Linked DNA regions of Homo sapiens: region 1 is linked to region 2. A link is a contact called in ENCODE Hi-C data. All regions are on one chromosome and are shown on one strand. The core of a region is the stretch at or near the end of the contact, and the rest is flanking DNA. Distances in the headings are between cores, read along the strand shown. Region 1 holds the start of SETD3 (SET domain containing 3, actin N3(tau)-histidine methyltransferase). Region 2 holds the start of BTBD7 (BTB domain containing 7).

Evidence for each region. Hi-C counts contacts between places; a loop is a spot of excess contacts on that map. Pooled maps may share reads with other maps.
Region 1: a loop to region 2 is called in a pooled map, with 15 times the contacts of the local background. The contact joins the promoter of SETD3 here to the promoter of BTBD7 in region 2. A Hi-C loop is called at or near these places in 4 of 50 pooled maps.

What each region holds. Positions count from the first base shown.
Region 1 is chr14:99,476,494-99,482,576 of GRCh38, forward strand. It overlaps SETD3 (SET domain containing 3, actin N3(tau)-histidine methyltransferase), which reads right to left and starts at 4,366. Exons shown (of 13, transcript NM_032233.3): 1 at 4,235-4,366. It overlaps CCNK (cyclin K), which reads left to right and starts at 4,916. Exons shown (of 11, transcript NM_001099402.2): 1 at 4,916-4,986. RefSeq lists enhancers at 3,497-3,998, 4,807-5,176 and silencers at 3,847-4,046, 4,157-4,616.
Region 2 is chr14:93,330,638-93,337,101 of GRCh38, forward strand. BTBD7 (BTB domain containing 7) reads right to left here and starts at 2,399. Exons shown (of 11, transcript NM_001002860.4): 1 at 2,183-2,399. It also overlaps a transcript of UNC79 not described here.

The DNA.
Region 1 (6,083 bases), core at 3,116-5,615, 6.1 Mb after region 2:
CTGCAATGCCACATTTTTGTTGCAGGGAAAAACGCAGAACCATGAGGTGACCATGACATGCAGCGAAGCTAAATTTTTACAAACAACAAATCAAAAATGTTATTAGACACTAGTAAATATTTTATGGTAAAAGCAGCTTTTATAAGTATTTGTCAACACTAATCTTTACTTCCTCTCAAATATGTGTAATAGAAAACTGCTGATATTGAAAAGGCATGTCTATTTTCTGAGACTGAACATTGTAAACCATTTAGTCGGAAGACTTTCTTAGACCTGTTATGTCCTGATGAATTGTATTCTTAAAAAATGGAACGTGAAACTCAGGATCATAGACAGTAATAAACCTAAGTGTATATTTTATTAAGAGTTCTATGTATCATATATTTTTGTCAATTAAAAACTAAAAATAAAAAGTTCCGTGTAGACACTTGATTATCTACATTCTCTAGACAATTTTTTTTGTCCTTCTAAAAAACAGTGGAAACATTTCTTCCTGCTCTGTCCCTCTGCCCTCCCCTACTTCCCCATCCCAGTACTGAGGTTAGGCTTGCAAAAGGCTAATGATTCACTTTGGCTTAGTAATCAGTAGATCCCTTTCAAAATCTTAACTTCAAAGATAGATGTGTCTTTCATTGTCAACCAAGACTGTTTGGACTCACTAGTTCACTTCTACTTGGAAAGTACTTGATAGAAGAAAAAAAAAATTGCAAAGTCTTAACTTTGGTATTTGAATTTTATAATCATTTGGAATCAGTTTTCTTCCATTCAAATTTATCTCAGTCGAAACTGTTCAATATCTGTGTTTTTATCTCGTTTTTACAGTCTGTTTATATCCAAAACTTAGAGGAGACTCCCAAGTGGAAACGGGGTCAACACAGCTAATCTCTGGCTTGAGTTAAAAAGCAAGACTTCTTAATCTTGCAGATGCTAATTTTTTTTTCAAAAGACTATTAAGTAACTTTTTAAAAAGCCAAGTCTCAGCCCAGTGCGGTGGCTCACGCCTGTAATCCCAGCACTTTGGGAGGCTGAGGTGGGCGGATCATCTCAGGTCGGGAGTTCCAGACCAGCCTGACCAACATGGAGAAACCCTTTCTCTATTAAAAATACAAAATTAGCCAGGCGTGGTGGCGCATGCCTGTAATCCCAGCTGCTCAGAGGCTGAGGCAAGAGAATGAACCCAGGAAGCAGAGGTTGCGGTGAGCCGAGATCACGACATTGCACTCCAGCCTCGGCAACAAGAGCGAAACTCCATCTCAAAAAAAAAAAAAAAGCCAAGTCTCAACTTCTTTGTAATAGGAAAATATATTAATATATATTAATATTTTGATAGAAATTTTTTACCTTGAGAGTAAATATTATGTAAATTAATTCTATTTGCATATCAAATTAGTTAACCTCTCCAATTTATGAATAGAAAAATGAGATGATAAAAGGAAATCCAATGACAGAAAACCATTGTAAAGGCAACAGAAGTGAAAACTATAGAAAACTGAAAAAGCAAGACTCTTTATTCTAATACTCTCGACTGGTTAAATATGACCCAAAACAAACTGTTAGCCAGATAAACACTTCTATGACTATAGCAGGAGAGAAAAGATGCACGGCTAATCAAAAGATTTTTCACTGATAAAAAAAGGGCCCAAAAATAAGGGTAGGTAATTGAGAAAGCAAATATTATAACTGGCCACAAGCAACATCCAAAGTAACATAAGAATAAAGATAAGTTCACCGTTCTGTTAAAAACATTTAATGCCATAGCAATAAATGACTCCGAGTTCTCTTTGAGGGAACAAAGTCACCACTCCATTCCCAGGACTTCGGTCCAAGGGAAAGAAACACACTTGAAACTCTTCCTCTCCACCCTCAACAGAAGCACAAGGCACAGCAGCCAGGGAACAGGCAAACCAGTCTCTAAAGATAAATAACCTCTCAGAGAAGGATATTCATCCAACTACACAAAAGAAAGATACAGTATTACTAGTTACAGTTCTAAACCCTACTTCGGATTTGTGATAAGAAAAAAGACTCTATGTAATTAAAACATTGAAGAAAACTGGTACGCCTCAAACTACACTGACATCTAGTCACAAAGCATTCAGAGTAACCCTGACTTGGAGGTAGGATTTTTGCTCATATTTTTACTACAACTCTACACAGCACAAACTATGCACCTGGTTTTCATTGAATTCAATGATTGTCTACTAAATATTCACTCCAAGCAAGCCTCCGTCGCTGATGGTCATACCTTCCCCGGCGCCGTCATCCTGTCATTCTCCTCCAGGCAGGAGAGTACTGTGTTCCAAGGAGGCTGTTGTGACCGTTTATCAGAACTCTCAAAACCAAAACAGTTGTCCAGTGGTTAAGCTTTAAATAGGAAAAATATCACCTCCATATTTTTCTCATTATCCAGTGGCTTCTAAAGCAAAAGCTTAATTATCATTTAAAATGTGGCCTAAATGTCCACGGCACGGAAGAGCAGCGCAGCAGCCATCACTTTCTTACTGACAGTCACTGTGCTCTTACGAGAAGCTTTCGCTATAACCGTACATACAGACATAAGATGTTCTAATCTTCAAATCCAACACCACTCCAATTCCAGGAAAAAAAAGCACTGAGATGTTAGCACACTGGAGAAGCAACCATTTTACTCCTTCAGACTACAGTTCCATTTCAGATATTAACTTACAATCACTTGGAGGGCAGACAGGAAAGGGGTAGCAGAAGGCTAAAATCCAAGGTTGTCTGGGGTCCCAATAAAGAGGTTCTGTAGCTGTTTGAGAACTTGGCTTTGCAAACTACTTTCTTAGGCCGAAGAAAAACTCCTCGGTAAACTGTTGGAATTTCACCAAAGTATCAATCACGGCAGCCCTTGGGACTAATCCAGTACTGCTGGACTTTCACGCATGGTAGCCCGTATAAACACAGTACATACAGCAAGGTTCAAGCAAGTCTTGGCAAATTTTAACAGTGGAGAGGAAGACTGCTTTATTTTGCTATATTCTTGGGTTAAATGTATTCGCTTAAAATAATAAACACTTCTCCGAGATTATTACTGGTTAGTTCAGTTTTGAAATACTGGCAAGGTCATTTCAAGAAGAAAAACGGGAGAGGGAGAGGTATATTTTACATAAGATAAAATTCACACTTTTCAGTGTCCGGTTCTGAGTTCTGACAAACGCATTTATAGTGGCCTCATCAGCACCACAATCAGGCTACGAAGATGGGGTAACTCTTCGAGGATTCTTAAAAGCAAAATTGATTTGTCAGCATACTTTAAAAGTATTTTTGCTTTTGAAACATCACCTTATTTATTTAGAAAAGCAAAATAACACGGTCCGAGTGGTCCTAACCCGCGAATGCCTTTGCAACACTGAAATGCCCTCCTCCCAACACCGGCCGGGCAGGGGTGAGCCCCGCAGCCAGGGGCGCGCGTCACTGTCAGCTCCTTTTCCCAAGTGGAGACCGGGAAAAGACAAGAGTTGCATCGCCGGGCTGGAGCCACGAGGAGGAAGAGTTAACGCCGGAATGACAAACTCTAAAGCACCGAATTGCCTCTCCCTAGTAGGGCACTGCGCGTGTGGAGCACGGCCAGGGGCGCGTGGGAAGAAAGACGACCTATTTCCTACGTCCGTCTTCCTAACTGGACGGCGCGGGAGGAGGCGGGGGCTGGTCCCCGGGCACCCTGGTGGGCACCGAGAACTCGCAGAGAGGAACATAAAACCGCACAGCCTTCCCCGAGCAGCGGGGTGACGGGAGGAAGGAAGGAAATGGGAGCGCGACCCGGCCGCGCGCAGAGCCGAGCCGACTAGCGCGAGGGGCCCGGGCCCCACCCGAGAGCAGGCGCGAGGGCCGGGGACAGCGGGGCAAGCTCGGGGAGAGCGCTGCCTGCACCTGGCACCACCTCGAGACCGGGTGGCGCGGGGCCCGGGAGCGTGGGCGCCAGAGGGGACAGGGCAGCGGCGAGCGCGCGCCTCTCGCCCCGCAGGGCGCCCGGGCAGAGGCCGACCGGCGCCCTCCGACCCCGCCGGGCCCTCCTCGCCCTGGCCCCCGAGCGCACACCTGCCCCTTCAAGCCCCGGGGCCACAGCGGCCGGCGGGGACCCTGGCGGGGGCGCGGGCCGGACTTCGGCCGAGGGGCGCTGGCCAGGGCGAGGGACGGCCTCGCAGAGCTCGGAGACGCGGCGCGAGTTTCCCCCGCGGGCCGCGCGGGCGCAGAGACCGCCGCCAGCACTCACCTGCCCGCTTCCCCTAGCGCAGCGGGAACGACGTACTCCGGCCCGGACCCCGCCGTCCGCCTCAACCAACCCCCAGGCGGTGGCGGCGGTGGCGGCGGCGGCGGCCGGACGGGAGGGGCGGGACGGCAGCCTGAGACGGCCCCGCGACCGCGGCCCAACGCTTCTCCTCCCGCCCCGGACCCCGCCCCCGGGCCGCAGCCGCCGCCGTTCATTGGCCCACGCTTCGGACGCATGGGCGCGGCCCCGCCCCGCCACCCAGCCGGCGTTCCGTTCGGGGTCCTCCCCAGCCAGTGGGCTGGCAGCTCCCGGGGGCAAGAGCGGCCGGCTCAGCCGCCGCCAACCACGATGTCGCAACTGGCTGCGTTCGCCCCCGCCAGAGCTTTGATTGGACGAATCTCGACCCGGGCCCCGCCTACGCGCCCAAGTTCCGTTAGCAGGTTCGGTTGCTCCAGAATGCCTTTTCGCCCCGAGGGGCGGGACCGACGGGATGGGCCCTGTGGCTGGCTCCTCCCTCTGTAAGCAGCAGCCACTGACCCGCGGGGCGGGCGGGGAGGAGAGCGGCGGCTCGTTCCTCTTTTGAGAGCTCTGCTTTCTTCCCATTGGTTGACAGGCATCCTACTCTCTCCGCCCCTCCGGTCGCTTGGTGGCGTCTCAGGACGCAGCGTGATGACGTAGGTCCCCGACATTCCATATACAAGATGGCCGCAGTCGGCAAGGAGAGACGTCGCTGAGGGGCTTGCCTGAAGCGAGGGGTGAGTGACCCACCGACTGAGGGCAGCGCCGCCCACCTCCCGCGTATCTGGAGGTCGGAGTAGGTTATGGCCAACCGCCGCTATCCACTGGCGGAGTCTCTCTTTCCGGATTCTGCCTCCCTCCGCTAACCTCCGGTACACATTGAACTTTGCGGGCGACGCGGGGTTGTGGGGCGGGCGTGTAGAGAGGGTCTGAGGCGCCGGGGCGGGGCAGGGAGGCCGGACTCACCCTAGAACTGGTAGCGGCCCTCGCACTGGGGGGCAGTCAGAGTTGGGGAACTTTCTAGGGGTTGGGCAAAAGGGGCAGCGGTGTTAACCGCGCACAGTCTCACAGCCACAGACTTCTCATATCTCCCCGATTATTTCGCGGCGTATTAGTCCCAACCTTGGCTAGGCCTGAAACTTTTTGGAGGTTGTTCCATGTCTAGGGTACTCCGACTTTGGAGTTTTGGAGAGCCACGTAACGAGGGTGCGGCTAAGATGAGGAAAAGGCACTTCCGGGATTAGATTTCGTTCTTGCCCAGACATCGTCTTTACGGACCCGCTCCTGGTGGTTGATTTGGTTTGTTATGAGAGAAATTGTTCTTTAGAAAATTGGAGCGTAAGTCTAGAGGTTATGTGACAGCTCCTAAACGATTGTCTGCCCAAGATAGGCTCGGTAATGCTCCCTAAATTTAGACTGCCAGTTAAACGGAGCTTTCGCTAAGTCATCTGAGGTTAGGAACTATTTCTAAGAGCATTTCTTAAGGGTGGTCTTCTGTGTTTTTAAGAGAAACTTGGTGATGTTTGTGTATCTCGATCTAAATCGCTGTTTACAGATACCTAGCACAATGCCTTGCAGTTGTAGGTGCCCGCTAAAGGTTTGTATGAATGATGTTGCTAGAATGAAAGCGAGGAGCTTTCAGCGCCTAGAACACTGCCTGACGTTTAATAAGCCCTCTGTATTGCTGAATGAAAGAATGGATGGATGATGGTAGTGGTAGTAGTATTGATAGACATTTGGATTAAAGTGCCCTTAGGATGCTTACCTGTTAAATAATCTTGACTATGAATATAATAATTATCCAAGATTGTCTTATTCAGAGTGACCACCGCTG
Region 2 (6,464 bases), core at 1,149-3,648:
ACCTAATATTATGTTTCTTTCCTTTCTTCCACATCATTCATCTAATGCAAAACAAAAAGCAGACCTTCAACAGTCACCTATGTAATTTTGGATGTGTGAGCTTCCGTGACTAGAATCTGAAATCAGAATAACTTTGGCATTACTGCACTTCCGAAGGTTTACCTGAGACACACTATAAAAATGCTGTGACTCAAGATGATACCTGGAAACTAGGTAGTGTAACCTAGAAATCAACACAGGTGCTTTAAATCCTAAAATCAGAGTCTGATAGAAAAACCTTGTTTAAATGCTGGTGTTGGGACACAAAACAATACAGTAGTCAGGTTTTGTGGGACAGAATATTGACCTATGAGTTTTACTGAATTCATGCAAGAATGAGCCATGCTAAAACTGGGTGAAAATGTAGTCATGAGCCTAAGAAAACTCCAAACGAAATATCACTCCGTTTTTATTAAGTTCAGGTTAGGAAAAAAAAAAAATCTTCATCAGTTACTTGAAGTAGCTGTCAGAATGAGACAGAGGCTCTCATTTTCGCTTTCAACTTTATTACACCAAAACCCTATGGATAGGGGTAGGTAGTGAATGGTGAAGAATGCAATCAATGAAAAGTAAGCAGCTCAGCAGTGTAGTAACAATGAGCTCTCTAAATGGGGTAATGGGGTGTAGAGGCCTACATCTTAGTTTTGGTCTAATCCATCGCCAGCTGTAGGATCCACAACAAGTCACTCGCCTCTCTGGGTCTGGTTTCCCGGCTCTAAAACAATATTCACACCTTTAGATCTCTAAAAGTTTTTCTGACTCCAAAATTCCATGACAAGTCTAATAACAGTTGCTATTAACAACGTATGATTCTTGCAAAGCAATTTCAAGTCTTTCTTCCACATTTCAGGAAGAAAGCAATTCATTTCAGCAATCTAAAGGAAACAGATGCTATTAGGGACAAAAGATTGTTAGTTGACCAGACCGGGCGCGGTGGCTCACGCCTGCAATCCCAGTAGTTCGGAAGGACGAGGCGGGCGGATCACCAGAGGTCAGGAGCTCGAGACCAGTCTGGCCAACATGGTGAAACCACGTCTCTATTAAAAATACAAAAACTAGCCGGGCGTGGCAGCGGGCGCCTGTAATCCCAGCTACTTGGGAGGCTGAGACAGGAGAATCGCTTGAACCTGAGAGGCGGAGGTTGCAGTGAGTCGAGATCGCACCACTGTTCTCCAGCCTGGGTGACAGAGCGAGACTCCGTCTCCCCCCCCCCAAAAAGGTTGTTAGTTGAAAAAGCTAAGTAATTCTGTAAAAATGTCTACTTTCTCATTACAGTAAGATGTTTTCGCAGAGTTAACAGTGCTCTGGTGTAGATAACCAAGACTGCTTCTGTAAATTAGGCCTACTCCAGAGTACTTATTATCTGTGCTGGTATGTGAAGACGTGCAATTGTAGTTCACAGGAGAAACAACACTCCTCAGAGTTTCTTGAAAAACGGTGAGAAAGTTCTCACCCTCGGGGTAAAGCTAGCAAACACTGTGCAAATAAGGTACTGAAATATGCACACTTTTTGCCATTCAAGTAGTCCAACAAGCACAGCCTCCTCTTCTTTATCAAACACTCGGTATTGTCTCCCTCCCAACCTGTCAAAGCTCAATTCCAGGTTTATCCCGCAATAGTAACTTACCCGGACAATCTAACTTCCCCTGGGAGTAGCAGTCCTCAGGCCTGCTCCCTTCCCAGACCCCGCCGGCCACTCTCACGCCCACCCCTGGCGGTCGCAACCCCGCACCCGGGTAAACACGCGCCCCCGTCTCGGGAGCGGTTTCTCAGCGTCCTGGGAGCGACGGGTCCCGCCCCTCGGCGCCCGGAGCCCAAAGCCGGCCGGGCTGCCGTCGCGACTCCCTCGGGCCGCTCTCCCCGCCCCGAGCGCCACACCTCGCGCCCCTGCCCCAGGGACGGCGGCGCGCTCCAGCCCGCCCCTCGGAGCGCACAGAGACCGGCCAGTCCGGCGCCGCCGCGCCTCAGCCCCAGACGGACGACTGGCCCCTCCCCGCCCGGCGCCCCAGCGCCTCCCGCGGCGGCTTGGCCCCAGCCCCGGCGCCCCCACGCCTAAGAACAGCCCCTTCCTCTCCCGGACGCCCCGCGCCACACCGGACACAGCCTCGGCTCCACAGCCTCAGAGACACCAAGGGACACTCACCCCGGAGGCTCCTCCCGCCGCTGCTGCTGCCGCTGGGACCGCTGCCGTCGCCTCCGCCGCCGCCGCCACCAGCACCGCCGTCCGCACCGGCGCCAGCACCCCCGGCCATCCTCCTCCCACCGCCGCCGCCGCCGCCCTCTCCTCTCCTGTCAGTGGCTCAGGCTCCGGGACTGCTCCAGGTTCCCCTCGCCGCCATTTTGACTCCTAGACGGAGCAGGAGGGGCTCGGTTCGGCGTGGCCCTGGGGCGCCTGCGCGGCGCTGCGGAGCCGGCCGGAGCCCCCGCCCTCCCCTGCCGTCGTCCCGCTCAGGGTCACGTGGCCCGACGTCGCCGCGCGAGTCGGGCCGCGTGGGGGGGCGGTGCGTTCGCTGGATCCATGGGAGCGGAGTGCGCGCGCATTATTTTTGCTCGTCGGCTGGGAGCCGGGCGTCGGGTCGCTGGGAGTTTGCCTCTTGTGGCAGCATCCTGCTTAGTCCAGCGAATTGTGACACATTATTAAATGTATCAGAATATAAGAACTGTGTCACTACTACGTCACCAGATGGCCATTTCCACGAATTCATGTTTCCGTTCGGCGGCCGGCGTCCCTCGGGTGGTCGCATGCAATGAGTGCATCTTTCTCGAGAACAACTCTTCCGCGGAAAGTCATTGCTGACAGTCCTGGCATTCCGGTGGCTGCTTCTTGGCAGTGAGCACTTGTCTATCGTAAGCACTTGTCTGCATGGTACTTTTACAGGCACCACCTTGCTACTTGTGTAGTAGGTTAAAAAATAATCTTTAAGACACTGAAAAGTTTTCCTTAACAAGATACCCCTGTAAACAAAGGACAAAATTGATGAAAACACACAGTCGCCACGTGGGAGAGCCAAGTCGCTCTTCCCTAGATGCCCCTTGTTTGGGGGTTTGCAATAATTTCAGCGATGCAATAACAAAAATACTGTATTTATGGGGCACTGTCGTTTTCCAGAGAGATCCATGGTTTCATTTGAACGCCAAAGCCACCCTTTGTGGTAGTCAGGATAGGTGTTTTTATTGCTGTTTTACAACCAAGGAGACAGGCTCAGAAATACTAACAAGTAGGCAAGCCAAGATCAGAACCCAGGCATTCTGAACCCAGTGAGGAGGCACCGTTACACCTCCTTTTCCTCTGATAGACATTAGCAACTCTGGGAATTTATTTGAAAGTATTGTATTTGCATTTTCAATCTCTACCCATTGTTTAACAAGTTTTGTGTCACACAGTTTTTTGTTGTTGTTGTTCTGAAACCACCTCTAAGCTTCAAAGGATAAGAGCAATTTGGAATTTTGTGATGTGTTTTTAACCATCTCTTGACCCTCCATTATTTTATGCTTTTCATATTCAGTTGGAGACAATATCATTGTTGTTTTCCTCTGGACTTCCTTCAGATTTGTATTTTCCTCACCCTCATTCTTCATCACCTTACTTCCTTGAAAAGGATAGCTCTTTCCAATTTGTATTACTTCATTTTCTTTACCCATCTCACCCTTTTCACCCTCTTACCCAATCCTTGAAGGTTTGGAGATTGTAGCAGAGATTGTAGCAGTCCCTTGCCTGAAATTCCCCTCTAGCTGGTAAGGGTCACTTCAGTTGAACATACAGCCTCAGGGCGATAGACAAGAAATGCATGGAAAAGTGAGAAAATATAAAAGAAATAGGTCCATCTAATTGGAGCCAATGATTACCTCTGAGTGTCCACCTCTTGTTCCACACTTTTATACTTCCCCAAAGGCGTAAGTGAACCTTATCTAAATTCAAGCCATTTACTGTTATTTTCCATCATTTTACCTTTGTCTTAATTTGCTAAATACAGTTAACACTTGAACAACACGGGTTTGAACTGTGCGGATCGATCAATGCAACCTGGTACATGGGATTCTAAACACCGTATTGAGAGGGCCGACTTTTCTTATACTCACATTCCACAGGACGGACAGGCAGACTTGAGTATGCTTGGATTGGGGTATATGTGGTGGGTCCTGGAACCAATCCCACGTATATAGTATATGGGGGATGACTGTATTGCATTAACTGAAAGAGCTATGATTAGCAAACTAAAAAGCGGTGTGTAAACACTGCTTCTTTATAATTTATGGAAATGTTAAATAAGATCAGTCCCCACTGTTTACACTTATTACTAACCTTTATTACTTGACTTTGCTTCTATTTCCTAGCCACAATTTAAAAAACAAAATTAAAATGGTATCAACAACAATAGAATTCTAAGTAATTTCAGGATAACACTTTTTCTAACAGCCTTTGATGTGGAAATCTAAAACTTTTTGAAAAGCCAAGTAAGGTCTGCTGGTTGCACCTTGTCCTTTTGTCTATCTGCACAGCTGGAGACTTCTAGTAGACTGTTTGGATCTAGAAACCATTTGTAAGTGATCCATGATTTTTTTCTACCCTTTAATTCATTCACTGTTTCCTTATTATACCATTTAACTGTACTTTTGAGATCCTGAATTAGCTCAGTTTACACACTCATCAGAATTTAGATGTTTATTTTAGTTCAGTCCGATACACATTTAAAGTATCCAGTACCATGTGCCAAGCACGGTACTACATGCTGGGGGTAAAAAATAAATGGATCTTTGTACTTAAGGAGCTTAGAATCTAAATAAGAAGACAGAGTGAAAAACATTTTTTTAAGGCTAGTGTTAAGATGGTACTAAGTAGTGGTTAACAGCATGCATTCTAGAATCAGATAGATCTGGATGGCCATATGACACAAATAGGTCAACCAGAACCTTTTCTGGAAATTTTTGCCACACTCTCAGAGGAGATGTTTCTTCTTACTCTATTTCTCCGGGATTATGACTCGAAAGGACATGTAAATTGGCTTTGTTTGCCAATGAGGAGAAAGCCATGTGCGGTAGGAAAGGAGGAAGACCATAAACAAAGAAACAAAGTGAGAGAAAGGAAAACCATGACATCATTTGAATACCTGGGCCTACCTGGGCCTGAAACCAACCCATCCCTGGTCTTTTCATTTTTAGAAGCCATTAAGTTGCCCTAACACCTCTTTTTATCTTAAGTTAGTTGGAAATGGGTAAAAACAGTGAACTTCTGTGGCTTTCAACCAAAAGTCCTGAATTTATGTTTTGTTCCTTTCTCCACTCCCTCCATCAGTGAATGGCATCCCATCCACCTGGTCATCTATGTTGAAAATAAGAGTAATCAACATTTCATGGTATATTCCATGGTCTGTCACTCCAGTCTTTTCCTTCCTTTGTACCCCCCTTTTTTACCACACATAACCATCCACTGAAACCCATTCCCACACTCATCTTCCTGGAAATACAGGATGGAAGCTGGGTTTTTGAAATTAAGGAGAAAAGACAAATTTTATCTCCCCCTATTTCTCTGCATGTAACAATCCTGTTTTCATGCATTTTTCTGAATTTCCTGAAGTCTAAAAGGTGAAGAGGATTGAAAACCCCAGAACAGTGATAAGTACCTTGTAGATGCTTAATTAAGAAGTGCTTAATAATTATTCAATTTTCAATTTTTTTTTTTCTTGAGACAGAGTCTTGCTCTGTCACCCAGGCTGGAGTGCAATGACGCAATCTCAGCTCAGTGCAACCTCCGCCTCCTGGGTTCAAGTGATTCTCCTGCCTCAGCCTCCCGAGTAGCTGGGATTACAGGTGCGTGCCACCATGCCTGACTAATTTTTTGTATTTTTAGTAGAGACAGGGTTTCACCATGTTGGCCAGGCTGGTCTCAAACTCCTGACCTCGTGATCCGCCCACCTTGGCCTCCCAAAGTGCTAGGATTACAGGCGTGAGCCACTGCACATGGCCTTAATAATTATTAAATTAACAAATAATACAATTAATAAAGGTTTTAGAAAATAATATTGGAAAATATTCATTGCCTTGGGGAAGAAAAGACAAGCAAGTCACAGAAAACATTAATCATGAAGACAAGATTCATAGATTCAACTGTATTTAAAATATGAACTTAAGTGCATCAAAATGTACTGATATGGTTTGGATGTTTGTCCCCTCCAAATCTCATGTTGAAATGTAATCGCCAGTGTTGGAAGTGGGACCTGGTGGGAGGTGTTTGGATCATGAAGGCAGATCCCTCATGAATGGCTTCACACTATCCCCTTGTGATGGTGGTGGGAGGCAGACAGGTTCCTAGGTGGGAAGGGGTGGGTCCCTGGTGAAACCCCACCTTCAAACCAGAGATGGCCTAAAGCCTGGGGGCCAGGCTGCCAGTTCCCAGTGAAGTCCACGACCTGGAGTGAGAACTTCCT